Linked DNA regions of Homo sapiens: region 2 is linked to region 1. The links are chromatin loops, found by intact Hi-C in ENCODE. Cell type or tissue: CD14-positive monocyte. All regions are shown on one strand. Links, peaks and the distances in the headings refer to the core of each region. The heading gives the core; the rest is flanking DNA.

Evidence for each region. Hi-C counts contacts between places; a loop is a spot of excess contacts. Peaks named below come from ENCODE experiments on the same cell type or tissue, not always from the same donor. Only the 100,000 strongest peaks of a DNase experiment are listed, where the experiment ranks them.
Region 2: a loop joins it to region 1, with 1.8 times the contacts of the local background. A loop is called at or near these places in 3 of 110 quality-filtered maps.

Annotation. Positions count from the first base shown.
Region 1 is chr4:26,142,779-26,158,154 of GRCh38, forward strand. It overlaps LOC105374541 (a long non-coding RNA gene), which reads right to left. Exons shown (of 6, transcript XR_925507.4): 4 at 11,470-11,509; 5 at 9,843-9,986; 6 at 9,316-9,560. It also overlaps a transcript of RBPJ not described here. Among named protein-coding and RNA genes, the nearest start is that of LINC02357, 80 kb to the left of the region's middle. In CD14-positive monocyte, for the core only: no CTCF peak of the experiment used is centred there; a DNase peak (open chromatin) is centred at 8,363; H3K4me3 peaks cover 1,080 bases; H3K27ac peaks cover 1,509 bases.
Region 2 is chr4:26,192,861-26,208,236 of GRCh38, forward strand. LOC124900690 (a long non-coding RNA gene) reads right to left here. Exons shown (of 4, transcript XR_007058094.1): 3 at 7,686-7,797; 4 at 5,269-7,247. LOC105374545 (a long non-coding RNA gene) reads right to left here and starts at 5,141. Exons shown (of 3, transcript XR_925510.3): 1 at 4,805-5,141; 2 at 3,864-4,064. It also overlaps a transcript of RBPJ not described here. RefSeq lists enhancers at 4,356-4,885, 11,666-11,755, 11,739-12,240. In CD14-positive monocyte, for the core only: no CTCF peak of the experiment used is centred there; a DNase peak (open chromatin) is centred at 8,481.

The sequences.
Region 1 (15,376 bases), core at 6,470-11,469:
TGTGTGTGTGAGAGAGAGAGAGAGACAGAGTCTCGTTCTGTTGCCCAAGCTGGAGTGCAGTAGTGCAATCTCAGCTCACTGCAACCTCTGCCTTCCAGGTTCAAGGGATTCTCCTGCCTCAGCCTCCCAGGTAGCTGGGATTACAGGCAGGCACCACCATGCCCGGCTAATTTTTGTATATTTAGTAGAGATGGGGTTTCATCATGTTGGCCAGGCTGGTCTCAAACTCTTAACCTCAGGTGATCCACCTACCTTGGCCTCCCAAAGTGCTGGGATTATAGGCGTAGCATTTCACTATGTAATGACTACCTCAAACCTTACACTGAAATTAACTCATATTTCATAATAATATGATTAAATAAGGAGAAGCCAGCATAGATGCATGTTAATCCAAATTCAATCCCATCTGATTATCTCTCTGCTCCCTCAGTGGTCCAAGCCACCTTTGTCTCTCACCTGAGTTATGGCAGTCACTTCCTAACCAGTCCCCCTGTGCCATACACCTCATCCCTCTTTCAATTTATTCCCAACACAGCAGCCAAGGAAATCTTCTTAACAGGTAAGTTGTATCACGTCACTCCTGTGCTCAAAACCCTCATCTCGCAAAGCGTAAAAGCCAAAGTTCCTCCAATGAATGACTTCCAGGGCCCTGTGTTACTTGTAGTGGAGCCATCTTGGAAGTGGTTCTTCCAGCTCCAGTGGAGCCACTGCAGCCAGCATCATGTGGAAAAGAGATGGGTTTTTCTTTGCTGAGCCTACAGAAATTACAGAATCATGAGTGACTAAAAGATTGTTATTTTTGTAAGCCACTAAGTTTGAGGTGGTTTGTTACACAGCAATAAATAACCATTAAGCTTTCACATTAAGGCTGGACGTGGTGGCTTATGCCTGTAATTCCAGCACTTTGGGAGGCCAAGGCAGGTGGATGGCTTGAGCCCAGGAGTTCAAGGCCAGCCTGGACAACATGGCAAAACCCCGTCTCTACAAAAAAATAGGAAAATTAGCCGGGCATGGTGACACACACCTGTAGTCTCAGATACTCTGGGGGCTATGGCAGGAGGATCACTTGAGCTCTGGAGGAAGAAGTTGCAGTGAGCCAAGATGGTACCACTGCACTCCAGCCTGCGCATCAAAGCAAGACTCTATCTCAAAAAACAAACAAAAAACAGATTCACATTAAAAAATAGTTCATTGCTAAAAACAGTCAAAAGACATTATTGTAGAAAAATATCTAATGAAAAGATAAACTTTATATTATGTGTTAAATTTCAAAAGGCCACAAAACAGTGTATATAGAATAAAAATATTTTTTAGTGTACAAGATATCTATAAAGTTTTCATGCAATTTGAATTTTTAATAAAATCACTTCTATAATAGGTATAAACAAGTTGCAAAATGCAACTCAAGATTTAAATAAATTGTCAATGATTTATTTGTTTCAATTTTTTTATAGAGGGGAAGAGAGCATAAGAGGGAGTAAGAAAATTCTTTTTTTTTTTTTTTTTTTTTGAGACACAGTCTCACTCTGTCGCCTGGGCTGGAGTGCAGTAGTGCAGTTTTGGCTCACTGCAACCTCTGCTCCTGAGTTCAAGCAATTCTCCTGCCTCAGCCCCCCGAGTAGCTGGGATTACAGGCATGCACCACCATGCCCAGCTAATTTTTGTATTTTTAGTAGAGATGGGTTTTCGCCTTGTTGGCCAGGCTGGTCTCAAACCCCTGACCTCAGGGGATCCACCCACCTCAGCCTCCCAAACTGCTAGGATTACAGATGTGAGTCACTGCACCCAGCCTAAAAATTCTTTCATTTCTTTCTATCCTCCAACCTTCTAAATTCCAGAAAGAGGATAGGTATGGCTGAAATGCAAAAAGAGAGTAAGTTCATTCCTAGGCTTAGCCACCCACACCCCAGTAGCTGATGACTTGGGAAATTTGGACCTCAAGATTTGTAATATGTTTTCTTTTGTTGTTGCCTTTGATCTAGTCCCACATGCAATGCAGTTCCATTGTATAGCCTGGGTGACAGACTGGGGAAGCCTGACTTTGATTCCGGAGCCAGTGAAATTGATTCCAGTCTCCCTTCCCTCCCTGTGATTTCTTCACTCTTTTATATGTGTCTTCACTCGAATTTATGTCACTGTGCCTTGCAGACAGAACAGGTCCAAGTCAAATCAACCATACTGGGTTTTCAGGCAACTGAAAATTTCAGATTCTTTTTAGTAAGTCTCCCTCAACCTGCCTTCTTCTTCTTCTTTTTTTTTTTTTTTTTGAGACAAAATGAAAATGTAGTAGTTTACATTTTTCTGAGTTTCATTTCATCTTCCTGGTTTCAACAGTTTTTCCAGCCTGTCAAGACCAATTGAACTTTAATTGGATCACCTGTCATACAAGCTGCTCGTCCCAGACTTAGGTCTTCTGGAAATTTTACAACTATGCCTTCGGTGTCTTTATTGAGAAAAATGTTGAACTTTTAAACTCTGTTGGAGTGGGTGGAGTCTTCTGCAGAATTTCATAGCCATTTAGTGTTTAAAAACCCCACAACCACCATCAGATTAAGATGGTGTCAGACAAACAGGTGGGAGTGATCTGAGCAGAGGCTGGGTGACTTTTAGATTAAGTGTCCACAGCCCCACCCAAAGTAAACATGAAACTCCCCTGAGAATCCCTTCATGTCAGTTACTGTTCTACAAATGCACTAATCTTCGAGTCCAGTGCAAATATCTGTCCTATGTTTATTGTCCTAACATATCAATGTCCTCTTCTGTAATTGCCCACGTAAGCTCTTTAGAGGCAGGGACAATTTTTGTCATTTGGTTAAACAACACAGGACTGGGGACTTCTAAAATGCTGGGTGGGAAGAACTGGGACCAGTCAGAATAATACGGAGGAGGTTTTGGTAAATGTCTTTTAACCATTGATAAATGGGGCAAATCAATGGAGAAAAGGACGATTATTTAATAAATGATGCTGGGATCTTCATTAGCTCTTTTGAGGAGAAAAACCTCTAGTTGGGCTCTAAACTTCTACTATGAGTCAAAATAAATTTCAGAAGGATTAAAGAGACAAATGATACCAAAGAAAATCATCAAATAGACACATAGATCAATGGAACAGACTTGAGAGTCTAGAAATAAGTTCTTTTATTTTGGTCAATTTTTTGTTTGTTTGTTTGTTTTTTAGAGACAGGATCTCACTCTGCCACCCAGGATGAGTGCAATCGTATGATCATAGGTCACTACAGCCTTGACCTTCTGGGCTCAAGTAATCCTCCCACCTCAGCCTCCTCAGTAACTAGAACTGTAGGCACATGCAACCATGCCCGGCTACTTTTTAAATTTAAAAACATTTTTTGTAGAGGTAGGGTTTTACCATGTTGCCCAGGATGGTCTCGAACTCCTGCCTTCAAGCAATCCTTCCACTTCGGCCTCCCAAAGTGCTGAGATTACAGGCATGAGCCAGTGCACCCAGCCTTGGTCAACTGATTTTCAACAAAAGTGCCAACATAATTTACTGGGGAAAAGAGAGGCTTTTTAACAAATGGTTCTGGGACAATCAGCTATCCCATGCAAAAAGATGAACTTAGACCCTTGACTCACACTATATACAAAATTTAACTCAAATCGGATCATAGACTTACATGTAACAACTAAAACAAGAAAACATTTAGAAGTCAGTACAGGAGAAAATCTTCAAGACCTTGAGTTAAACAAAGATTTCATAGTTATGACACCCCAAGTGTGACCTGTAAAAGAATACATTGATCAGTAGGACCTCCTCAAACATTTTTGTGCTTCACAAGACACCATTAAGAATATGGAAAGACAAGCACAAGACTGGGAGAAAATATTTGTAAACACAACTCCTGCTCTCATGGGGTTTATCTTCTTTGAGGAGTATGAGGGGCCCATAATAAACATTAACACATAAGAAAAATATCCAACAGTGATTCCTGCTCTGCAGAAAAGCAAACTACTGTGATATGTTGACCATGTTGGATTGTGTAGTCAGTCAGGAAAGAGATCTCTACAGAGATTGCTCATTTAAATTGAGCAATCTGAGCTCTGAATGAAAAGCAAAACAAAATAAAACAAATCGAGCAATCAGGCACCTGAAGATCCAATGGGAGCACCCTCCAGGCAGAAGCAACAGCATGTGCAAAGGCCCTGAGTGTGGCACGAGCTTGGCATGTTTAAGGAAAGGAACAACGGCTCCGTCAAAGTAGGAAAGGAGGAGGGAGTTGCCCAATGAGGTGGCCGCAGAAGGGAAGGCATGGTCCTGGAGGGCTTTCTGAGCCGAGGTGAGGAGGTTGTGTGCCCTCAAGCGTGATTGAATCAGACACGTGTGTGAGTTCCATTGTAGAAAATGCATTCCAAAAAATGTACCACTCAGAGTTCTTAGTTGCAAACAGTAAAGCTGACTCTGGCTTGTTTAGCAGAAAGACAGTTATCTTAAAAGGACATTGGAAAGCTCACAGATCTGAAGGCCCTGAAAAACAGGACTCTGGGTCAAGGGTCCAGAGACAATTCCTAAAACCACAAGGAGGATACCCCTGCTACTGATGCCCTGTTGCTGACACTTCTGTGTGTGGAACTCTACTTCGGTCACTTTCAAAGTCTGTTACCTCTGCTTTTGCCCCCGCAAAACAAGGAGTTTGCAGTGATCTTCCTTCTTCAAGTTGCTCACCATTGCCGAATCAACTTCTCCCAGGTATACCAAGTGGCAGAGCCTCGGTCACCAGCTTACATTCTAGTTGCAAAGGAAGCTGGGAATTTGAGTTTTCTAGGTTCAAATTTCAGAGAGTGAAACTCCCAAAGGAGGAATTTTCCCAAATATAAGAAAAACTTTTTTTTTCTGTTTTTTCTGAGACAGTGTCTCGCTCTGTCGCAGGCTGGAGTGCAGTGGCGTGATCTCGGCTTACTGCAAGCTCCGCCTCCTGGGTTCAAGCCATTCTCCAAGAAAAACTTTTTAAAAAGTACTGGGAGGTCAGAAAACACAATAAAAATCCATGAAATCAAATAAGAGTAAACATACAGATCCCAATTAGGAGGCTGTTGCAGTAATTTGTTTAGGTGAGGGATCATGGAAGGCCTGATAGGGCTGGTAATGTTGTATAGGACAGTGATTCTCAAAGTATGGCTCCTGACCAGCGCATCAACATCTGCAAACTTTGTTAGAAATGCACATTTCAGGCCCCACCTTGAACTTACTGAAACTCTGAAGTTGAGGCTCAGCAAGTTGGTTTTAACAGGCCCACTCAGATGATTCTAGTGTATACTAACATTTACGAACCACTGGTAGAGGACATGGAAAGAAGAAGAAGATTTGGAAGTAGTCTATAGGACTTCTTGATGGATTGTGGAACTTAAGGGAGAGAGAGTGGAATCCAAGAGAACACCTAGATTTTCACTTAAGCAACTGGCTAGATAGTAGTGCCTTTTACCAAGAGGGAGAGACTGTGAGATGAACTACTTAAGGAAATTAAAATTTGGGATTTTTTCCAGTGAGCATTCAAAGTTCATTAGGCTCACAGGAGGAAATGTCAGGCAGGCAGGTGGCTATGAGTCTGGTGTGTTTCGGAGAGGTCAGCGTTGAAGAACTAGGTAGGAAAAGCATGTAGAAGGTACTTCAAACAAAGGACTAGTGGGGTCACAGAGAGGATGTATACACAGAAAAGAAAATGGGATTCAAGACAGACTTCAAAGTAAAAGGCAAGTGTGAGAGGAGGATTCTGCCAAGGAGACTGAGATGGAGAGGTCAAGTGAACATGGCAGACAACTCTTATAGAATTGGGCATCAGAAGAAGCAAGAAGAAAAAAGTGTTTAAAGGAAAAGGACATGGTCTACTCTAATCCAAATGAAAGATAGACAGAGGGACCTGCCAGAAATAGCAAAAAAGCAGTGCTATTCCTGGCAGTTTGTCTGGAGACTGGAGAAGATTCTGTCAAAGACCCTGTTGGGCATCTGAACACCTTTCTCTGATTGAAGACCTAGGGATAAACCATCTTCCAGAAAATGATTTGGAGTCCCAAACCACAGGTCTGTTTCTACAGAGAAGCCAAGATGCCTGCCTCCAGAGAACAGGATGCTCTGAAACTGAGCAATAAAAGACCATCAGGACCACTGTGGGAAGACCTTTCCCCTGAGAAATTTACTTATCTTTCTAGGAAGAAAGAAAAAGAGAGTGGTAAGTAGCAGAAGTGTTTCTTCCATATATTTCTCTACTGGGAGTGTGGTGAAGTCTCCCCACAACATGGAAACATGAAGAGTGGGGCCACATTTCCCTCACTGGCCCTGCCATGAAGTGCTTCAAGAAGGGCTGATATTAGCAGAGCCCAGTTTAAGAAGGAAGTGAGAAGCAGTTTTTCCAGAGTCATAAGGGAAATGGAAAAGGTCACATACATGACATTGTTGAGGGCTGAGAAGAAACCTGAATTAGGGAGTTAGAATCTCAAGTTTAAATAACTCCCCAACTTCAATGTTGTGAAAAGTTTAGCAAGTCACTGAACCTCTCTGAGCCTCTCTTCAGTGATTTGTCAAGTGGAGGGCAATTTATTACTGTCCTGCCTCTGGTCAAGTGAGATAATGGTAGAAGGGCTGGATGGACTTGGCAAAGGTTACTATCATCGATAATAGTACTAAGCAGTGTTACTTTCAAGGTATCCGTGAGTGGGGAATCCAAGCTGCTATTGTTCGGATGTATTCCCCAAAATTCATGTGTTGCAAACTTGATCCCCAATGTGGTGGTACTAGGAAGTGGGATCCTTAAGAGGTGATTAGGTCACATGAATAGATTAATGTCATTATCTTGGGAGTAGGTTTGTTACAAAAGTGAGCTCAGCTCTCTCTCTCTCTCTTTCTCATGATCTATGCCCTTCCACCTTTCACTATGGGATGACACAGCAAGAAGGCCCTCTCCAGGTGCCAGCACCTTGTTATTGGACTTTCCAGACTCCAGAACCATGAGAAGTAAATTTCTTTTCTTTGTAGATTACTCAGTTTTTGGTGTTCTCTTATAGCAACACAAACCAGACTAAGACATATGTCTTTGCCACACTGGTGGCCAATTCTCCTCCATCAACTTTCTTCCCGACTTTTCCTCCAGGTTTGCCAGCTTTACCAAACTTCTCCAGTGTCAGCTATGCCCCAAGACTCCAAGAGGCAGAATTTACGTTTCTTAGCCTCTCCAGTGAGATTGCAGTTAGCATTTAAAAACTCCTGCACACTGTAACATTCTTGAACCATACCTCTGATGTTATCACTGCCTCTGGTTACAAGGTTCTAGAGAAACACATGTCTCTGAAATGAGCTCCTTTTTATCAGATAAATTTCTGAATTCAGTAGGAAAAACTCTTCCATTTCACAAACAGGCCCCCATCCCCAAGGCTGTTCCAAAAATTGGATGTCCATGGTAAATTATCTAGTGATATTCCCTATGCTTGCATTCCCTATCACGTGTTGCACAACCAGTAATGCTTTGACCTGAGAAAGCCTACCTAATCATCAGATGCATCCTACAGATGAGAACCACAGGTCCTAGAGGGGCCAAACAACATGGCCAAGATCTCACTTCAGGGCAGAGTCACAGTGGTAGGCTGGAAACCAGGCCTTTTCACCCCCACTGGGTGCAACCATGTTTAGCCCCTTAGTAGTATGGCTTTGCCTACACTCTGCATATCTACTTAACAAACACTTGTAGAGCACTTACAGTGTGTTGGGCGCTGCATAAAGCACTTTGCAGACATTAACTCACTTAATTCTTAGAGTAGCCCTAGCTGTGCAGCCTTACGGAAGCTACTCAACCTCTCTGTGACTCAGTTTTCCCATCCGAAAAAAAGGGATTGTTGTAACAGTCTCATGAGTTAACACACTGAAAGAACTTAAAACAGTGGCTAGTACAGGGCAAACACTTACATGATTAAGTCCATAGGGTACACAATGGGCCAAGGACAGTGATGGACACAGAACACAAAGCAGGAGCACATACCCCGGTCTCATGGGGTGAGGGAAATGTTTGTAGGAAGCCACCTATTTGGTCAACCCCTGAGCCATGTTTACACTAGTGAGAAAGCTCATCACATCTTTGCTCTGGTCCTCTCCCATGGTTCAGTATGCCATGCAGCATCAGACAAGAGTAAATGTGCCCTCCAAGATGTAAAGATGCATTTGCTAGTCTTTATTTACGGATATACTGACAATGGAAAACATGTTCCCCTATATGAGCAGCCCTGAGAACAACGCCAAAGATTTCCTGTAATGAAAGGCTCTAAAAATACTTTTTGATGATGGAGGGAGTGGAAATTGAGCAACACCAACTGAGTGAAATACGGAAATGATACCAAATGGCACCGAAGCAGCAGAGCAGGCAGCCCACCTGGCCTTTGATCCCTCAGTCTTGCCCGAAGACTCAGTGCATTTGGGGTTTTTTCCAGGAGGCTGTGCTGTGCCTTTGTGTTTACATGCTCCATCTAATTTTCTAGAGAAAAAAATTAGTCAGCCATGACTAATGCTGAATTATAGCATAAAATGGTTGCCAGCAAATTGAACACCCAAGTAATCTAACTTTCTCTTTTTTGTGATCTGCTGAAGATCTCCAAGAAATGGGAATATGTTCTGTGTTTTGGGCCCTCAACTCCTTCCATATTTACTACCAAATTATTGTTAAAGTCAGATATATTGCATATCCTGTCCTATTTTTGTTAGATTTAACCATTTTGTTAAACTGTTGTGGAATAGTGTTTATAGTTTGTGACTTGGTCATGGATATGATATTTTACTCTCATCTCTGCTCTTTGAGAGAGTCACTGTCCCCACCACCACCACCTCCCTTTTACAGAGGAAGAAATTGAGGCACAGAGCTGCAAAGGAGTTTGTCTGAGGTCACACCACCGGCCGATGACAGCCTTCCGACTACCCAGTCCCTCTGCTGGGTTGATCCTGTGGATTTCCATTTTACTATCGGTTTAGGGTATCCTAGTCATTACAAATCTCTGTTTGTTATGGCCCATCTCCAAAGGAGGCCTTGGCCTGGCCAAGAGGAGCCTTCTCTTTTTCTTCGCAAATAAGTTTTTCCTCTTCTCCTGTCTGGAAAAGGTGGGTCGGCAGCCAATTCAGTGAGCAACTCAGTGATTTAGGAACAAATATGTGGGACAGCTGAGCCTCTCCAGATGTTGAACTAAATAAGGCACAATTGGGCTTTTGGGGTCTGACGCCTCTTTATGGCAAACTGGGAGCAGAAGGGGCCCCTAGAACAGTTGACAGTATAATAAGATTCTCATTCAAAAGTGCCTACGTTGTGCCAGAAAGTTTACAGAGTGGTAGGGCTCAGAATAAATAGCTGGCAAATTATACACTATGATAAAACATTACAATTTTCTTCCTTTCAATACCCCACTCTGGAGGAATACTATCCACTCCTGCACTGTTGAATTCAGGAGTGGCTATGGGACTTGTGTTGGCTAGTGACGTGTAGACAGAGTTGACACATGTCTTCCAGCACGTGGTTTGCCATCTGTCTTTTTCATCCACCACGTAGACTGGCAATGTTCCAGGTACGCCCTGAACACTAGAGAGAATGGGAGAAGCCAAGCTTCAGTCAATCCGCAATGGACCCTCTTTGTTGTAAGCCACTGATGCTTTCAGATTGTTGTTACAGCAGCATGGCCTAGCCCCTTGTGATGGGAAAACTTGCATGAGATCCCATAACTGGTACATAGTAAAGCCAGGATAGTTCATCTGCAGCATTTAATAAGTGCTTACTATGTGCATAAACCATGCTAAGTACTTTCTACATATTATCTTCATTAATTCTCACAATGAGCTCATAACTTGTATAAAGAATTCTTACCTCAATTTTTAAATTGATGTTTCAACTCACACAGCTTGTAAGGAGCAGATCCAGGACTTGAACCCAGGTTGTTCTGAATCCATAGCCCAAGCTCTTAATCACTAATCCATATTGAATCCTTGTTCAGTTCTTGAAGACAGAGAGCTTGAGAAGTTGAAAAGAGTGGAATGAATTTGCCAACCACTGTGAGACTGTCAGATGTTATGTATGCAACTTACAAAGTTAAGAAAATAGTATGAACTGCCCCAGTTTATGACCAATCATCTAATGAACACTCTGGGAGTGGGCAAAAGAGGTAGAAGTGCAGGTTAAGTGTCCTTTATCCAAAATGCTTGGGATCCAAAGTGTCTGGGATTTTGGAATATTTGCATATATATAATGAGATACCATGCGGATGGCACCCAAGTCTAAACAGGAAATTATTTTATGTTTTATATACACCTTATACACATAGCCTGAAGGTAATTTTACACAGTATCTTAAATAATTTTGTGCATGAAACAAAGTTTGTGTGCATCGAACCATCAGAAAGCAAAGGTGACCCTAGCTCAGCCACCCATGTGGACAATCTGTGGTTATTTGGCATCACCATCATTCCTGACTCTGAATGTAGATGCTACTGAGAAGCAACTGTTTTCTTACATTTATTCACACATAAGTGTGAATTTTAAGGTAAAAAACATGACAAACCGTTAATGCAGTGAAAAAATAGAGTGTTCAGGGTAACCAAGCAGCACAGTAGCATGCCCAGAATACCTGCATCAGCTGTGAAACAACAGCAAGAGATAACAGCAGGCGTTCAGTCTCCACCTGTGATGCTGTGTTTTGATTAAAAGATTACTGTACACTGTATTCTATTTTTTAGGTGAGGAGAAACACTGGAAGCAGTTGAGGGACCAGGATGTGGGTCCTCCAAGGATGAAGAGGCATGCTAGTGGATAGCTTTTTTCAAATGTTTCCTCCAGTGTCACTGGCCTTAGTAACAGTGGTTTTTGTCTTAGGGGGTCTCTCTTTGATTTTATAAGCTGACATGATTTCTTGTTCTGTTATGAAGGCACACACAGCTCTAGTCCTTCAACAAACCCATCATACATTTTTACCATATTATAACTTAGGCCGTTTTTCTGCAGTGTTAACATCATCTTCACCATTGTGCACCTGTGTTTTGACTGCAACTCATAACATGAGGTCAGGTGTGGAATTTTCCACCTGTGCATCGTGTGAGACTGAGGCAGGAGAATCGCTTGAACCCAGGAGGCGGAGGTTGCAGTGAGCTGAGATCGTGCCACTGCACTCCAGCCCCGGTGACAGAGTGAGACTCCCTCTCAAAAAAAAAAGTTTCAGATTTTGGAACATTTGAGATTTCAGATTTTTGGATTAGGGACTCCAAATCTGTATTTGGAACTTGCTTGATATTCCCCCATTCATTGTTAACTCCTTCCCCAATTAAGAACTCCCGCTCAGCTGCTGACCAGAGTTTCTGCCATCTCTCCTTTAGAGGACAAACAAAGATACAAAGAGCTCCCCTCCACTCTGTGGGTGGAGGCAATCATAACACGGGGAACAGAAAGAACAAAAAGTTTGGAATGATAGAGACCTGAGTTCAAGCTCTGGCTCTGCCACTTACCAGATTTGGGACTTCGGGCAAGTTGCTGCATTTTCTCCATCTGTAAAACAGGATAAATAAGATAATGATGGTTACCTCACTGGGTAATTCAGGGTATAAAAGGCATCATTCTGACAAGTGTCTGTGCAGGGTCTGGCATGTAATAGGTACTCAATGAATATTCGTTCCCGTAGGAATTTACCAGGGAAACACCGTGTGGACTCACCTGCTTTTCTGCCTGCTCTTGCCCTTTGCTCCTAACCTCCCTATCCCTTCCATGCTGCTGTGGTCCCAGATGGAAGTGCTATCTGATCTTATTCAGACCTGAACACACATCTGTTCTCAGGAACATGGTTTTAAAATGAAGATTGGTTGGCTTGAAAACAGGTTTTGTGTTAGTCCATTTATGTTATTATAAAGGAATATCCAAGACTGGGTAATTATAATTGTTCTTTTGGCTCAAGGGTCTGCAGGTTGCACACAAAGCATAGTATCAGCATCTACTTCTGGCAAGGCCTAAGGAAGCTTATAATCATGGAGGAAGGCAAAGGTGAGCCAGTGTGTCCCATAGCAAGGGAGGGAGCAAAAAAGGGGAAGAGGTGCCAGGCTCCTTTTAAACAACCAGCTCTTGCTTTAACTTATCACCCAGGGCATGGTGTGAAGCCATTAATGAGGGATCCACCCCGTGATGTAATACCCCCCACCAGGCTTCACCTCCAATACTGAGAACACATGAGATTTGGAGGGGACACACTTCCCAACCATATCAGGGCTGGACATAAAGAATATTAAGAGTTAAACAAGCCACAGGCTCAGTCTAGGAAACTACTTTTTGGAATATCATTAAAAGAGGAAAATGTAAACAACTTCAAATACTCAACTCCTAGCAAACATATGGATCACTCTCTTTTGGAAAGGAGGGGTGAATACCTGTACTTGTATGCATTAATCCCAACCATTACTTATTACATGAAATCATGAAAGAAAAAGTACATATTTTGACCATTTCCAGCTAACTCTTACAGATATAAAAACATTTTCTAAGTGACCAGCTGAGCGCCATTTCCATCTTCTTCTTAGCCTCTCAGCCCTTAAGCCCTTCATGGCTGAGGTGGGGAGCCAGGGGACCTAAGATTCAGCCTCAGGCACATGCCCTCTGGGTCACTGAGCTGCTCACCTTTTTCTCTTTTTAGTTTTCTCTCTCTCTCTTTTTTTTTTTTTTTTTTCAGACAGAGTCTTGCTCTGTTGCCCAGGCTGGAGTGCAGTGGCACGATCTCAGCTCGCTGCAACCTCCACCTCCTGGGTTCAAGCGATTCTCCTGCCTCAGCCTCCCGAGTAGCTGGGACTACAGGCATGCACCACCACGCCTGGCTAATTTTTGTATTTTTAGTAGAGGTGTGGTTTTGCCATGTTGGCCAGGCTGGTCTCAAGCTCCTGACCTCAAGTGATCTGCCCACCTCAGCCTCCCAAAGTGCTGGGATTGCAGGTGACCTTTTCTCTTAAGAGGGTTAAAGTAAGGAAAGTTTGTCAAACATACAACTCCTTCCATAGTGGAAGGTTGAAGGTCAGAGAGAGAAAACCTGCAGGTTCAGTGAAGGTACAGAGGAGAGAAGTTTCATTTCACTATTGGCAGTTTGAAATTTTCTCTCCAATCACGAAATTGACCATGTTGAGAAGAAAGCATGGTAGGTGTTCCTTTCCCATTTTATCTGTGTAATCCAGGTCTCCTGGAAAGAAACATACATCACTGAGAGGCAGAAAGGGGCAGTGACAGTGCCCATAGAGTCAGACAGAGCCAGATTCAAATACTGTGTCTGACATAAACAACTTGTTAATGGAGGCAGGAAGCTTAACCTGTGGGTTGCAGTGCCTCAACCATCAAATGGGAATAATAACTCATATTTGACAGAGTATTGCAAAAATTAGAGGTATTGTATAAAAATACCTAGTGCACAGTAAGTATTCAATAAATGATTACTGTTATTGTTAATGCAGTGTAAAGTCAAGTTGACAATCTGATATTTATGAATACCAGCTGAGCAAGAATTACATTTCAAAACCTGTCAGACTGAGTCTCAAGCAGCAGGCTAAGGATTTATCCAGGCTTGTTTGTTTGTTTGTTTTTACTATTATACTTTGGATTTACTCCAAAAACTATAACTATATAGGTTGGAATTTCTTTTCTTTCTTTTTTTTTTTTTTTTTTTTTTGAGACAGAGTCTCACTCTGTAACCCAGGCTGGAGTACAGTGGTGCGATCTCAGCTCACTGCAACCTCTGTCTCCTGTGTTCAAGACATTCTCATGCCTCAGCCTTCTGAGTAGCTGGGATCACAGGTGCCCACCACTCATGTCCAGCTAATTTTTGTATTTTTAGTAGAGCCCATGTCCAGCCAATTTTTGTATTTTTAGTAGACATGGGGTTTCACTATGTTGGCCAGGCTGGTCTTGAACTCCTGACCTCCGGTGATCCATCCACGTCGGCCTCCCAAAGTGCTGGGATTACAGACATGAGCCACCATGCCCAGCATAGGTTATAATTTCTAATTAAAACTAAATCCAGGGCCAGGCACAGTGGCTCATGCCTATAATTCCAGCACTTTGGGCAGCAGAGGCTGGCAGATTGCTTGAGCCCAGGAATTGGAGGCCAGCCTGGGCAACATGGTGAAACCTTGTCTCTACAAAAAAAAAAATACATAAATTAGCCAGGTGTGGTGGCAGGTGCCTCTGGTTTCAGCTACTCAGGAGGCTGAGGTGAAAGGATCACCTGAGCCCAGGGAGACTGAGGCTGTGGTGTGCCAGGTTCACACCACTGTGACTCCATCCTGAGTGACAAAATGAGACCCTGTGTCAAAAACAAACAAACAAACAAACAAAAACAAACAAACAAACAAAAAAACCCCCAAAACTAAAAACTAAATCCAGCAGGGTGAGGTGGCTCATAACTGTAATCTCAGTGCTTTGGGAAGCCAAGACGGGAGGATTGCTTGAACCCAGAAGTTCAAGACCAGCCTGGGCAACTCATAATGAGACCCCACCTCTCCAAAGAATTTTTTACATTAGCCAGGCATGTTGACACACATCTGCAGTCCCAGCTAATTGGGATGCTGAAGCAGAAGGATCACTCAAGCCCAGGAGTTTGAGGTTACAGTGAGCTATGATCACACCACTGCACTCCAACCTGGGTGACAAAGCAAGACTCTGTCTCTAAAAACTAAAAATGAAAAAGATAAAAAGGAAAACTAAATCTTCCTATAGATAAATTTGATTAAGCAGCTTATTTACTTTCAAAGAAAAATCAAAAGATTTTTAAAAATTAATTATGCTTTAGGGAATATATATAGATGGAAGCCAGTATAAGGTTGTTTGGATTGCAAAACTTTCCATAAACTTTTTCAGTCCCTTTCTACATTCCTTATTGTAATGTGATTTCAACTCTTCTCCCATTAGGATGGTTTATTTCTCAACATCTTGACTTTAGGCTTGGTTGTATGACTCACTTTTACCAATAGGACAATGGCAAATGTGATATAAGCATAGGCACACTGGGGTCTGCCCTCTCTTGCTTCCCTGAGACCACAATGTAAGCTTAGGTTAGCCTACTAGACAATGAGAAGTCACATGGTAACAACAGGTTTTTTCCAGCTGGTAACAAATGCCAACTTCCAGACATGTTAGCAAAATAATCTTGGATGATCTAGCCTCAATTGAGCTACCAGATAGCTACAACCTAGGAATGACTGCAAGTGAAACCAACAGATGAACTATCTAGCTGAACCCAGCCCAAATTGCTGACCCAGAGAATCATGAGCAAGTAAAATGGTTGTTGTTTAAAACCAGTTTTGAAGTGATTTTTTATGCACAAAATCTACAATGGGTGATTCTGTGGGTGGCTGCTTGGTTCATAATAAATACTCATCCTATAGGCAC
Region 2 (15,376 bases), core at 6,060-11,059, 50 kb after region 1:
GTCACCAAAGGGACTTTGCAGGTGTGATTACATTAGAGATCCTGAGATCGGGAGAATATCCTGGATTCTACAAGGGTCCTTATGAGTGAAAAAGGGAGACAGAAGAACCAGAATCAGAGAAGGGGATATGATGACAGAAGCAGAGGCTGGAGTGAGGCAGTTGCTGGCTTTGAAGATGGAAGAAGGAGCCATGAGCCAAGGAATTCAGGTCCCTAGAGGCTGGGACATTCAGAAAAAAAAGTGCAGCCCTGCTGACGTGGCACTTTTAGCTCCATTAAGATCCATGTCACCTTCTGACCTCCCAAACTGTAAAATAATAAATTTGTGTTCCTTTAAGCCACAGAACTAATGGGAAGTTATCACAGTAGTAATAGGAAATGAAAAGGCATGTATCAGTGGAGGGATGAATATTCACAAAGCGTTTCATACAAGCTGATCACAGCAACAGGTTGCCCAGAGCAACAAGGAGGCTCTTGCTTCCATATTGAAAATGAAGGTGCCTCTTGTCTCAGTTTTGGAATAAGTAAAGGTTATCCACAGAGACGCGTTCTCATTTTTACTTTTACAAAGTTGACTTTGGTGGTTCTTTTTATGAAAATTTCCCCTTTCTTCTTTGTTTCGGTGTCAATTTTTTTTTTAGTTGAAGACTTTTTAAAACTTTCCCTTCCTGAACATTTTCCACTGGGTTTGAGCCCTGAATCTGCCTTTCAACTTGCTCCAGAACACTGGCATCACCATAATCGCTAGTATAATAAATCATGGAACTATTACCCTTGCTCAACATAAGCACCTTCTCCACTCCCACAGAATTGCAATCGCTGCTGTCAGATTGTCTTCACACAGCTCAAGCTTCACACGGCAGCCAGAGGGAGCTTTTTAATCCAAAAATCTGACACTGCCTTTCCTGTTCTCCAGCTCCTTCCATAGCCCCCTCTTATGCTCAGAATGATGACCAGATTGCTAAGCCTGACCTCCAGAGCCTGCAATACCTGGCCCCTATTGCCTTCTCAGCCTCTATCTCCCTGCATAGTTTCCCATTCTCTGGTCCTACCAAGCTGCTCATTGCTTCAAAACATGGCAGGTTCTCCCAAGCCTCTCTCCCTCACACATCTTGCTTCCTTTACGTAGGGCAACATTCCCTCTCTCTTCCTTCAGGCTAATTCTATCCATTCCTTCCTTAGCTGATTATTACACCCAATTATCCCAGTGTCACCTGCAAAGACACGGGTAATAGCATTTGATAGACACACAGGTGTTTATCCAGAACATTCATCCCGTTTACTTCTGAACCATGGTTTCCTATGTCATCTATGTCTAATTTCTTGGCTGGATACTGGCCTGTCAGCCCCTTTCTCTGGCTCTTGGGTCTTGACCTTTCCCATTGGATAGTTGACACTATGAAACTTGCTCTGAGAATCTGGTACATTTGAGCCCCGGGTAAGAAACACTCCCAAAGGCTCTAGTCTCAGCCAGATATAAACATGCACATGAGCACACACACACATTTAATCCAGAAGAGAAACACTAAGGAGCACTGATATAATAACCATAGATAATATCTATTGAGCACTTGCAGCATGCCAGGCACTGTGCTAAGCACTTTAATAATCTTGTGCCCATTGTCAGATGAGGAAACTAGGTTCATGAAGATGAAATAACTTGTTCCGTGCCACACAGCCTATCAGTGATGGAACCACCAGGTCACATGACTTCAGAAAGCTCAGCCATCCCCCCAGAACAGATTTCTGGGCCTGTAGGCCCCCACCTATCACCACCACACTTCACCTCTCCTCTGAGCTAGCACAGTTACCTTTGCATTTTGTACCCTGGGTTCTAATTGTGTGGACCCGTGTGTCTCCACTAGACCATGAGCTTCCCAGAGGAAGAAGCTCAACTTTCATCTCAGAGCACACGATACAAATGCAAAATAAAATGTCTCCCTCAGAGAGTGGCTGTGACCAGTGGTCCTGAAGTCTCTGCTGCCCTGGTTTTGCACACCCTCCTAACCATATCTATGTGTGCACCTGCTAGGGAGCAAAGAATAAAATGTGAGACTCCTACTAACCCTCTCTGCCCAGGTTCCTGTATGGTGATGAGCTCTCTTTCTGAACTGATTCATAGCTGTCTTTTCAGGTTTATACTGTAAGCCACCTCAAATCTCTTGGGAAATAAAAGTGAGTTTATTTATAAATGAATACGTGTTTATCTGGGAGATTAATAAAAACTAGAGCCAGGCATGGTGGCTCATGTCTGTAATCCCAACACTGGGAGGTCAAGGTGGGAGGATCCCTTGAAGCCGAGAGTTCAAGACCAGCCTGGCCAACATAGCGAGACCTTGTCTTTACAAAAAGTTTAAAAATTACCTGGGCGTGGTGGCAGCATGCCTGTAGTCCTACCTACTTGGGAGGCTGAGGCAGGAGGATCACTTGAGCTCAGAAGTTCAAAGCTGCAGTCTTTTATCTATCCAGTTGTCCATCAACTGGTGAATGGATAAATGAAATGTTCTGTACAGCAGAACATTATTCAGTAAGAAAAAGGAATAAAGCTATGATCACACCACTGCATTCCAGCCTGGGTGACAGAGTAAGATACTGTCTCAAATAATAATAATGATAAGTTTTAAAGCTAAAATGATCCATGGTGGTCAGCTGCTTTACTTCTCCCCTTTCTCAGACAAAATAACTAAGGTCTATATCGAACTTCGAAAACTGATCTCTGAGTATGTTTTTTTTTGTTTTGGTTTTTGTTTTTTGAGACGGAGTCTCACTCGGTCGCCCAGGCTGGAGTGCAGTGGTGTGATCTTGGCTCACTGCAACCTCCGCCTCCCAGGTTCAAGTGATTCTCCTGCCTTAGCCTCCTGGGTAGCTGGGATTACAGGCGCCCACCACTACACCCAGCTAATTTTTTATATTTTTAGTAGAGACGAGGTTTCACCATGTTGGTCAGGCTGGTCTTGAACTCCTGACCTTGTGATCTGCCTGCCTCGGCCTCCCAAGGTGTTGGGATTACAGGCGTGAGCCACCGCACCTGGCCGTGTGTTTTGTATTTTGACCCACATGACTTTTTAGAGTGTCGTTATTTTCAAATTGAGTGCACACACACAAACATATACACACACACAAAGAGGAAACAGAGAGAGAGAGAAGAGAGAAAAGAGAGAGAGAGAAATCTGTTAGCTCTGGTTCTATTGAAATGTTGAAACATCTAGCAGCCTCTGGGTACATACCCAAAATAAATGCAAACATCCATCTACACAAAACTTGTAAGTGAGTGGTCATAGCAGCATCATTCATAATAGCCCCAAAGTAGAGGGAGCCCAAATGTCCATCAGCTGGTGTATGGATGAATGAAATGTTCTGTATCCACAGAGCAGAATATTATTCAGTAAGAAAAAGGAATGAAGTATTGATACCTGCTGCAACATGAATGAACCTTGAAAAACCTTATACTAAATGGAAGAAGCAAGTTGTCAAAGGCTCGATATCGTATGATTCTATTCATATGAAATGTCCAGAAGAGGTGAATTTGCAGAGACAAGAAAGTATATTAGTGGCTGCCTGGGACTGAGGGGAAAGGAGGAGCAGGTGTGACTGCTCGTGGGTATGGGATTCCTTTTAGGGGTGATTCTAAATTTACAAAATGCTTCAAATGTTTTATCTTGCCTGAGAATCATAACAAACCTATGAATTGCTTACTGTTATCTACATTCGATAGATCTGCACAGTCAGAAACTGAGTAGCCTATCCAAGGAGGTGAAATTTGAGCTCAGATTTTCTGACTTCGAATTCCACACTTCTTGATTTAGTATGAAATATTTCAAAAATACATAAAAGTACAAAATCACATAACAGACAGCCACATACCCACTGTTGAGATAAAACAGATGTCGGCATTTTGCTGCATTTGTTCCGGAGCTCCCCCAGCCCTTCCTGACTGTGTCCTGATCATGACACCATTCTTCTTTATCCTGGGCCAAATCTGCCATGCTGGAGAGGCTTGGATTGCTCCTCTGTCATGGAGGCTTCTTCTTCCTTCACTTTTAAATTAATGTTCAAGCGGATTTCCTTGGATCATAGGAATAGTTTAAAAGAGAATTGAGACCCAAAAGAAGAATGATGTAGAAACACTTGAATGTATTTCTCTTATCATCTGCCATCTGTATCAATCTTTCTCTCGCTCACTCTCTCTCTTTTATTTTTGTAATAACTGGTTAATTCTCCTTTCAAAAGCTCCAGAGGTTGTCCTGAAGGTTTAATTATAATGTTCATTATAATGGAGTATAGCTGGATCAAGTAAGTGGACTTCAACCAAGGTCAGCAGTGGCAAGGTTGTGGTGACCAGTGCTCGGTTGTCCTAGGACTGGTTATGATAAGATCTACTCAGCACTTGGGGAAACAGCATGTTGTATAGTGGAAGAATTGGGGACCCAGGACCACCTTTCCATCATGTGTAAAATGGGGATAATAACACAGGCTGGACCTCTGCCCCATCCCGGTCCAGATGTGCTCTACCATCCAGTACAGCTAAGGAAGAGTCACACTGGGTCAGGAAATTCAAGTCATTTCTTGAGCTGAATGCAATCAGGAGAAAGTGGGCCAAGGAGCCAGCTCAAGGTGAGTCATTTGGCTCAAGAGAACTTTGTCAGTGGTCCCAGCAACACACTCTGCTGCTAATAGCCATCTCGTTTGATCTCGGCACTGATGCTCAAACCACAGATTTCCTGGGCCTGCAGCCTCCCAGGAAATGGAAACCAAACAACAACGGATGATTCATATTTCCCCTAAAGCGGCAAGAGAGAAACTACCTGCCGCAGAAATTGCAGCCAGCTTTTGGAGGCCCTGGCCTGAACTGTTCCTCCAGCCTCCTCTGCTGATGTGTATGGGCACCCCTGGCCGCTTGTCTTCTGACTGGTTTCTCTCCAAAGAGAGAATAGGTAAAGGAGAGGAGAGAGGAGAGGAGGGGAAGGGAAGGGAGGGGAGTGAAGGGGGAGCAGAGAGAAAAGGAGAGTTAACATTTATTTATTAAGTGCCCATTTTCAGACAGGTTCTGACTATATCGGCCACTTTCCATATATTACTTTGTGTAATTTTCATTATAATACTATGAGGCAGGCCGGGCGCAGTGGCTCACTTCACACCTGTAATCCCAGCACTTTGGGAGGCCGAGGGGGGTGGATCACCTGAGGTCAGGAGTTCGAGACCAGCCTCAACATGGAGGAACCCCGTCTCTACTAAAAATACAAAATTAGCCGGGCGTGGTGGTACATGCCTGTAATCCCAGCTACTCGGGAGGCTGAGGCCGGAGAATTGCTTGAACCTGGGAGGCGGAGGTTGCGGTGAGCTGAGATCGCGCCATTGCACTCCAGCTTGGGCAACAAGAGCGAAACTCCATCTCAAAAAACAAAAAAACAAAAAAACAAAAAAACAAAAAATACTATGAGGCAGATATTAACTACTACCTGCCATACTATACATTTCCTTATTTATTGTCTATTTTCCCCTCTAAATGGTAAGCTCCAGGAAGTCAAGGGTTCATTGCTGTATCTCCACCTTCTAGAATGGTGCCTGGCACAAAATAGCAATAATAATTATAGGTAGCACTTATTTTATGCTGCATACTGTTTACATATTTTATACATTAACTCAAGCAAATAGTAATAATAATAATGATAACAGGTAGCATTTATCTTGTGCCAGACCCTGTTCTATTTGAATATATTAACTCAATTATTTCTCACAACAATCCTAATGACAGAGGAACTACTATCTCCATTTTCCAGATGAGAAAACTAAGGCACAGAGAAAAGTTTGGCTTGCCCATTTCCCAACAGTGAGAGAGCCACAGAATCAAGATTCAAATCCAGGCCACCAGCCTCTAGAGTTTGAGTTTTTAACCATAATACCATCTTGTCTTCTTATAAGGGATGCTTGAGAAGTATTTGTTGAATGAATGGTTCTTCCTGTTTCACAGAAGAAGAAACTCACTTTTTGCTAAGTCTCACAGCTTGCAGGATCATAACCACAGCCTGTAAAATTATTGTTTTGTTATTGCTCTAAAATATACACAACATAAAATTTACCCTTTTAACCATTTTTAAGTGTACCGTTCTGTGGCATGAAGTACATTCATTTACATTGCGATGCAACCATCACCACCATTAATCTCCGGGACTTTTTCTTCTTCCCCAACTAAAACTCTGCACCCATTAAACTCCTCATTCCTATAAAATTCCTAGCAAGGAGAAATGCAGGAAGCCAGCTGTGGGAAGTCATCTGAGAGAAGTGATTAAGAATTCCTGCCCTTGGCCGGACACGGTGGCTCATGCCTATAATCTCAGCACTTTGGGAGGCTGAGAGGAGCGGATCATGAGGTCAGGAGATCGAGACCATCCTGGCCAACATGGTGAAACCCCATCTCTACTAAAATACAAAAAATTAGCTGGGCATGGTGGTGTGCGCCTGTAGTCCCAGCTACTTGGGAGGCTGAGGCACTTGAACCCGGGAGGTGGAGCTTGCGGGGATTAGAGACAGTGAGGAAAGAAAAGGTTGATAAGAGAACAAGTTAACTGCGAGATAACAAGTATTCACTAACAGGAGGACGAGAAAATACACACACATGTCAGAAACACAAAACAGTGTTGGAACACAGGACAACGCCTCTGTGGGGCAATTCTTCGAGGTCAGTAGAAACTAAAAGTCTAGATTGAGCCTGGAGTGGCTGGGGAGGGGAGAGGAAGAAAATCCCTGGAAATGAGCTTTACCGTTCAGATCTGAAGCGGAAATTTTAAGTTTCTTTATCACAGAGACTATTTCTCCAACAGCAACTCTGGCACAGATTTGCCCCTTTCAAAAACCTGGCAAGTGGTTTCTTTTTGGGGGTGTTGAAAATGTCCTGGAATCAGACAGTGATGTTGGTTGCACAAACTTGGAAATGCACTAAAAACCACTGAATTGTACACTTTTAAAGAGTGAATTTTATGGTATGTGAATTATTTCTCAATTTTTAAAATTCTTAAAACACATGCACAGAAATCCTGGCCAGAACCGTTCAGTCGAGGTGATGCTATGGCTCGTTTCTTCTGTAAATGCTTCTTGGGGAGCTGTGCCATGTGATTCAATCCTGCAGTTGATGATGGAGGCCGGTGCCATCTTCGCTCCAGCAACGTTTCCACGTTGAGTTCTGCCAGTTCTCATTCTCACGTTCACCTCTGGCCTCTCTTCGCCACCTCAAGGGCAGAGTCTGCAGACCTGGTGGGAGGTGTGTTTGCCAATGAGGAACTTAAATCGTTGTAGAGAAAATAGGACTTTGAGTGAAGTTAGCAAAGTCCTTCGTCCTTATTTTTACAGTCACAGTTATGACACAAAACTTTAATTTTAGAAGATATTGTTGGCATTTTACTCTATCATAACAACTCCTTGAAATAGTGGTATTATTAATCCAGGAGGTTATTGAGGTATAGAAAGATGACTAACTTCACCAAGGTCCACAACTGGTGGCAGAGCCCAGATTTAAACCCAAGCAATCATGGCCAGATACGGTGGCCCATGCCTGTTATCTCAGAACTTTGGGAGCCTGAAGTGGAAGGGTCACCTGAGCCCAGGAGTTTGTGACCAGCCTAGGTAACATAGGGATACCCTGTGTCTACAAAAAATAAGAAGAAATTAGCTGGGAATGGTGGTGCATACCTGTGGTCCCAGCTACTTGGGAGGCTGAGGTGGGAGGATCACTTGAGCCCATGAGGTTATGGCTGCAGTCAGCCGTGACTGCATCACTGCACTCCAAAGCGAAACTTTCTATCTGAAAAAAAAAAGAAAAAAAAACCCAAGCAATCAGATCCAATGCCCACTGTACTATCCTCCCGTGTAATAGGTGCCCACAAATCTCCTCAACTTCAGGTCTCAGATTAGACATTGTTTCATCTCAGGAGCCTCCTTGACCCCTTACTGTGATTAGGTGCTTCTTGTCTCTGGCTATCTAGTTCCTGTATTTCACCCCTTTCATGTTATTTATCACATCAAGCTGTAAATTACTTGTTTACCTGACACTACCTAGATTGTAGATAGTGTGAGTGCAGGGATCACATCCACCTTGTTCTCTGATATACCCCCATGCCTGGCATATGGATGCTGTTCCAAAACCAAATTGAATGAATGAATGCATGAATGAATGAGTATCCATTCACCATCTCTTACTCTTAAGATAATCTTTGGGGTCTCTCTACTCTGTAATTTCCCAAAAAAGGTTTGGAAATTTGTTCCGCTTTGTCACCAATAATGCACATACTATAAAGCTCCCCTCCACAAATGGGTTTCTTTCCAAATGTTTGATGCTTTTCTAATTTTGTGACTCAGGCTTGTTGACTGGTTTTTGCCTCTGGGATCTGTCCTCCTGGTTTTAATTGTGGTCCCAAACTTGTGGTATAATTAGGATGTTGGAGACGGAAAAAGGATGGTGTAACTTTTACTTAACTGGGTGACATAGCTGAGTCGGTATTTCATAACTCCCTCTGTGGTACTCAAGCATAAAGAGCTTTAGCTCTATTACAGTGACTCTTTGTCAAAAACATGTCATGGACCTCCCTTTACAGGTGCCACAATTTCCCTCCTCAAGATGGTATCAGTGTGACTCCAAGGACCAGGTGGACTTTATCCTCATTTTCCATTTTTCACTCCACAGCTTCATTGCAAAACCCCCACCGTTCTCCCACTTTTACCTCTACCTCTCATTTTCACCCTCAACACACATGACCTGCAATTCACAATCCCTGGAAGCAAAAGGTACACTGATGTAAATCTCAATGCATTTACACTGAGAGTTAGGTAGACTGTTCTGTCATACCCTGCAGTGCAAACAGGCTATATTTTTCTAACGTTCTAAACCAAGTTACACCTACTTCATGCCCTCCACTCAAAAGAGCCAAGAGTTGCCAAATCCCAGAAGTTTCTCTTGGTTTATTCTTGCCCCCTGAGTCACACAAGAAACTCAAGACTTATACACAGATCAGAAATTTGCAGGGAGGGCCCTGGCCCTCCATCCATCATTTCAATGATACCCACGAGCTACCTGTTACAAAATTCAATGCTAACTTTTCAGTCTTCATCTTACTCCAACCATCAGCAGCACCGAACATGGTTGATTTCTCCCTTTTCCCCAAAAAACTTTCTTTCCCATTCTCTGGCTTGTCCTTCCCTTTTTCTGGCTGCTTCTTCTCAGCACTTTGCTGATTCCTCCTTGTCTTCTCTCATTTTAAAGTTGGCATATCCCAGGCCTCCACTTTTAGCCCTCTTCTTTACCTTCACTCATTCTCTAGAGGAGCTCATCTGGTCCACAGCTCTAAATGTCATCAACCTACAATGATCATTTCCAAAGGAATCTCCAGTTCCAAATTGTATTTCTAAAAAAAGACAACCAGATTTGCTGTGGATTGAATGTGGGATTTTTAAAAAGAGGGAATTGCTAGTCAAGAATGACTCCAGGGTTTTTAGCCTAAGCAAACAGTGGCAATAGGCTGCCTACTTGACACCTCCACTTACATGTCCAATAGACAACTCAAATTTCAACATATCTAAAACCTGATCTTTCCTTCCCCCCAGCCCAGCTTCATCCTCACTCTTTCCTATCTCAATAAATGACGATTTCATTGGCACTGTTTGCTTAGGCTAAAAACCTCAGAGTCATTCTTGACTATCAATTCTCTCTTTTTAAAAATCCCACATTCAATCCACAGCAAATCTGGTTGTCTCTTTTTAGAAATATAATTTCTCAGCTGGGCACGGTGGCTCATACCTGTAATCCCAGCACTTTGGGGGGGCCAAAGGGGACAGATCTCTTGAGGGCAGTAGTTCAAGACCAGCCTGGACAACATGGCAAAATCCCATCTTTACAAAAACATACAAAAACTAGCTGGGCATGGTGACACGCCCCTGTAATCCCAGCTATTTGGGAGCCTGAGACAGGAGAATCGCTTGAACCCAGGAGGTGGAGGTTGCAGTGAGCTGAGATCACACCACCGTACCACTGCACTCCAGCCTGGGCAACAGAACCAGACTGTCAAAAAAAAAAGAAAAAGAGAGAAAGAGAGAAAGGAAGGAAGAAAGGAAGGAAGGAAATAAGGAAGGAAGGAAGGAAGGAAGGAAGGAAGGAAGGAAAAAAGAAAAGAAAAGAGAAGAAAGAAAAGAAAAGAAAAATAATTTCTCACCTCCACCGCTGGGTCAACCCTATCTAGTCCAAGTCACCAGCATATTTTGGCTAAAAAGGGTCTATCTGTTTGAGGTCCAGTCTTATCCCCTTAGTCTAGTCTTTACATAGTAGCCAGAATGATCATTTTAAATCAAAAATCAAATTTCTATGCTCAAAATTACCTAATAGTTTTTCATTACTGTGAGAATAAAATTAAAGCACTGCACAAGGATCTGCACAATATCTACATGGCATGGCTCTCTCTTTCCGGAACAGTCTTTGCCACATGCCCACATGGCTCATTTCCTCACCTTCCTCATCTTTATTCAAATGCAACCTTCTCCCCAGGCCCTTCCCTGACCACCCCACATACAGTAGGGTCTCCATACCCCTATCTCTCTGTCCCTTTGCCAGCTTTATTCTTCTTCATGGCCTTTAGCATGATCTGTCATAAATTTATTTATCTCTGTGCTGTCTGTCTTCCTCCCCTAACAAGTAAGCTCGGTGAGAGAAGGGACTTCTCTCTATTGTGTTCATGGCTCTGTCCTCCACTCCTAAACAGGAACTGGCTCAGACCAAAGGCTCTGTTGAGTGAAAGAATGATTGGCCACTGCTGCTACCTGTGGGGTCCACCACATAAAGGCATTAGCTGCCAGCAGACCCACCATACCCCCAACATGCTTTCATCTCAACAAAGTGAGGAGGTGATCAGCAGCAATGGGGCCACGGAGGTTGGCCTTTAAGTAATTGCTTCATTGCCTCACTCTACCTGAGTACATCCATCAGATCAACCGGACCAGAATTTATTGTGCCTGACAGTTAGGAACCTGAGGTTCTGGTCCTGATGCTACCTCTGTCCTGCTGCATGGTCTCAGCTATGTTGTTTAAACTCACTGGGCCTTAAAATGAAGCCAGATGATCAAGTGACCAGGGTCTCACTCTCCCACGGGGCTGGAGTGTAGTGGTGTGATCACAGCTCACTGCAGCTTCAACCTCCCAGGCTCAAGCTATCCTCCCGCCTCAGCCTCCCGAGTAGCTGGGACCACAGGTGCGTGCCACCATGCCTGACTAATTTTTGTATTTTTTGTAGGGATGGGGGGGTCTCACCATGTTGCCTAAGCTGGTCTTAAACTCCTGGGCTCAAGTGATCCTTCCGCCTTGGCCTCCCAAAACACTGGGATTACAGGTGTGAGCCACCATGCCTGGCTGAAGTCAGTGATTTTTTTTCTTTAATGTGAAAGAAATAGAGTACATAGTTTTTGCACTCAAAAAATGCTGAATCTAGCAGAGGAAGTTGTCCCCACACCAATGAAAGAGGTGTCGCCTTTGAAGACAGGACATACTGAGTCTGCTCAGTAAAGGCTGTCAGAGTTCAGGAAATGATTTGCAGAGGAAGGCGCCTTACTGGTCCTTGGGGACGGGTCTATGCAGCCCAAGCATCTGTGCAGTTACACAATGTGCTTATGAGCGTGGGTGGCCCTTCTAGCCATCCGCTGGGGATGGGACTACTCGTGGGTAGCCTGGTAGATGTGGCCATGCAGAGGGGTAGCACATTGAGATGAGATGACCTGGGTGAAGCTCACTGTTGTGTCCAAGTTGGAAGTGACACAGCTCAGCAGTGGGACACACGAGGGGAATCCCAACACCACCAGCTATGAGATGTCTGGCCTCAGTTTTCTTAGCATGAACATAGCACTGCTCTCGTAAAATGGTTATGAGGGTTCAGTAAAATACAGCATACAAAGTGCTTAGCATAAAGCATGGTAGACAGTAAGTGCTCAATAAAGGTTAACAGTAGCCTTGTTTTATTACTGTTAGTGTGTGCCCTGGAGCATTCTTTCTGAGTTGGGCTAAATATAGTCTCACCCCCTGCACTCATTTCACTGGAGACACCGGTCAGAAAACTGTGAGAATCTGGCAAGTGTGGAGTTGGCCACCTTTCCAAAGGGATGTGCCAAGGTCCTGGCCTCGGCGCCAGGGGCCACGTGGCTGGAAGGAGCTGCCTCTGGGAGCAGAGTTACGACTGCAGGATGGGGGAGGGGCTCAGTTAAGGGCCCAGGGCTCCCGCTGGCCACCAGGAGCACAGGAAGAGGGCCAGCCAACAGGTTCTCAGAACAGGCATGCAGTGACAGCTCTTGGCTGTCTTTCTCAAGCAGTGGCAGGTGTGCACTTATCTTTAGCAAGGAGAAGAGATGTGGGAGCAGCTCCGGCCCTGTGCCATCTTTCACTGCCAGCTGCCAGTGTGGAGTATAGGACATTGCCTCACCCTCTGCACAGTGTAGAAGAACCCAACACAGACCATGGAGGGCCCATGAGGCTGGATTAGCAGCTGCAATTCTGGAGTCAGGCTCCTGGGTTGACTATGTGGGATTCCTTTTTAGCTTTTCTTATTGCCCTCTCCTTGCCCCACCGCACAGTCCTACATTGCTGCAGTTGTCAAACTTTCAAATGGGAGCTGGGCGGCATGGCATGAGCCTGTAATCCTAGCTACTTGGCAGGTGGGGATTCCAGACCAGCCTGGGCAACATAGAGAGACACCATCTAAAAAAAATTTTTTTTGTTTTGTTTTTGGAGATAGAGTCTTACTCTATTGCCCAGGCTGGAGTGCAGCGGTACAGTCTCAGCTCACTGTAACCTCCACCTCCCAGGTTAAAGCAATTCTCCTGCCTCAGCCTCCTGAGTAGCTGGGATTATAGGCATGCACTACCACTCCTGGCTAATTTTTGTATTTTTAGTAGAGACAGGGTTTCACCATGTTGGCCAGGCTGGTTTCAAACTCCTGACCTCAAGTGATCTGCTCACTTCATCCTCCCAAAATGCTGGGATTACAGACATGAGCCGCCACACCCAGCCTAAAAAAATTTTTTAAGAAAAAAAAAACTTCTAAATGAAACTCAAGTTACAAAGAATAAGTAATCCATTCAGTCTGTTGAGTTGAGTAAATATGATATATGCGTATTTTTTTTATAAATTACACATAGATGAACATGTGGCATATAGTCTTATACCTAAAATAAGTGGATAATATGGTAGTCTACGTGAAAACACTAAAAGCTTTACTACCTCTCTTCTAGAAAATCCCAACTGCCACTACTGCCTCCCACTTCTCCCCAAAATGAAAAGATTTCGAACATTCTAATGTACACAGTTCCATCATGGCTACAATGATTATTTTCTTTCAAAGCAATGGTTTTCATTTGCCAAGATTGATTTATTTTTGTTTAGTGTTTTTTCGCCCTTGGTGTGACAAGTCTTGGTGATAACTTTAGCAAGAAGAGGGACTGTGACTATCCTTGTGAAATTAGCAGTTGCTTCAAATCATCTTCTTCCTCCATAGATCCAGATTTATTCCTCCCCCTCCCAGGAGCTCACTGTGGTGCTCTGCTTTCCGAGAGTTTATGTGTAACTTCCTTTGCTGTGGAGGCCAGGCTCTAGGTTAACTTCTGGAAGTATCTTTGGAAAGTAATTCTCAGGCATAACTCCAAGAAAAAGAGACACATGGTGAGGAACTGACATAATTTTTTAACACCACAACCAGCATATTTCTGCAGGCAACAGCAGCCAAAATGGGTTGCCAAGACCAATATTGATCTAGTCCTTCATCCAGTCAACAAATGCCATTGTTTATAAGATATAATTTTTTTTGGTTAAAGTTCAAAGTTAAACTCCAAGGATTTTCAAAACTATAAAAACGAAAGGCTTTCATACCCTCAAAAAAAAAAAAAAAAAAATCCTGGCCAGTTTTCCTCCTTCACGGGTTTTCGCAGTCACTACAAGAAATACAGCCAAGAAAACACTTTTTTGGTCTTTTTTTTTCTGAATTCTGGTAGTTTTTTAAAGGAGGATTGTACTAAATGCCTAAGTAAAGGTCCCCTCAAATTCTATACCTGTTCTGAAAAATCATGAACTCCAGTTGCACAGGTAACTAAGGTCTGCTTTTCTGCTCCAGGGCTGCCCACCTGCAGAATTCCATAAATCAATTCCCCCTTTTCCAGGTTTAGATTCAAGCAGTGCTCTCCATTCCCACCTCTCCTTTTAGTATGGAAATGACAGAGTTTTACTAAGCCCCTGGAGTAAGGCACAGGGTTTTGTGGTTCACGTCTGATTCTGAAATGGAAAACCTTAGCAAATAAATGGTGAGCAGATGGTGCTTTGTAAACCAGTTCCTCATGGTTTTTCTATATCCACTTCTGGGAGCTGTTGTCAGCAATGAGCAAGCCGGGTTTAGGATGGAGAACCAGGGTGGGATAATAATGAGATTTATGAGATGTCAAGTTGGACAGTGTCTTTTGTGTGTGTGTGTGTTTCTAAAAAAAAAATAGGGTTAACAGAGGTCACACCTTCTTCTCCACGTCAGTCTTCCCCGCAAAGCACCTAGCCAAGTGGATTGCACACACACACGGTGGTGTTAGCTGATGGATGGATCGATTGTTCATTTTGGATGCCTATGTTATACTGATTCATTCCTGTGGAGATGTCTTAGTTCACTTTTCTAGTTTGGAGAACATGTGAGCTAAGGATAAAGATGAGCATTTGTTCTGGACACAGACGTGTGTTGAGCTCCTATCCTATGCCAAGCTCTCGTTTAGGCACTTGGGGTACATCCCTGAATACAACAGAGAAGCAATGCCTGCCCTTGGGGAGCTGATGCTCTGCTGGGGAGAGGGGGTAAATTACAAACAACGATTGCATTTTTAGAGGAGATGCTTTGAGTATATTTATATGTCATCACAGAAAAGTCAGGCAAGTCATGACTCTGCACTTGGACACAGCAATGGGATTCTGGAAACCACAACAACACACCAAATGCATGAGCCGTCAGGAGGCCAGGAACCGAGAAGCTCATTTTGAGCAGAGACTTGTTGTGGCAGCACTGACAGCTCACACCTGTATAGAACTTTCCAGTTTGCCAAGAGCTTTCCACAGACACTGTTTCCTATGGTCCTCACAATTGCCCTGCCAGATGGGCAGCAATTAGCCTTTCAGTCCTGCAGATGAGGAAACTAGGGTTTCAAGACCAAGAGTGACTTGCACAAGATCTGGCAGGACTGGGCTTCAAGCGCAACAGAATAATAGCAACAGTGTTTGCTACAATAGTGTTTACTACGTGCTTGGTGCTACTCTAAATGCTCTATATGAAGTAATCCATTTCAGTCCTTAAAACATCCCAATGAGATAGATACAACTATCTTCCCAT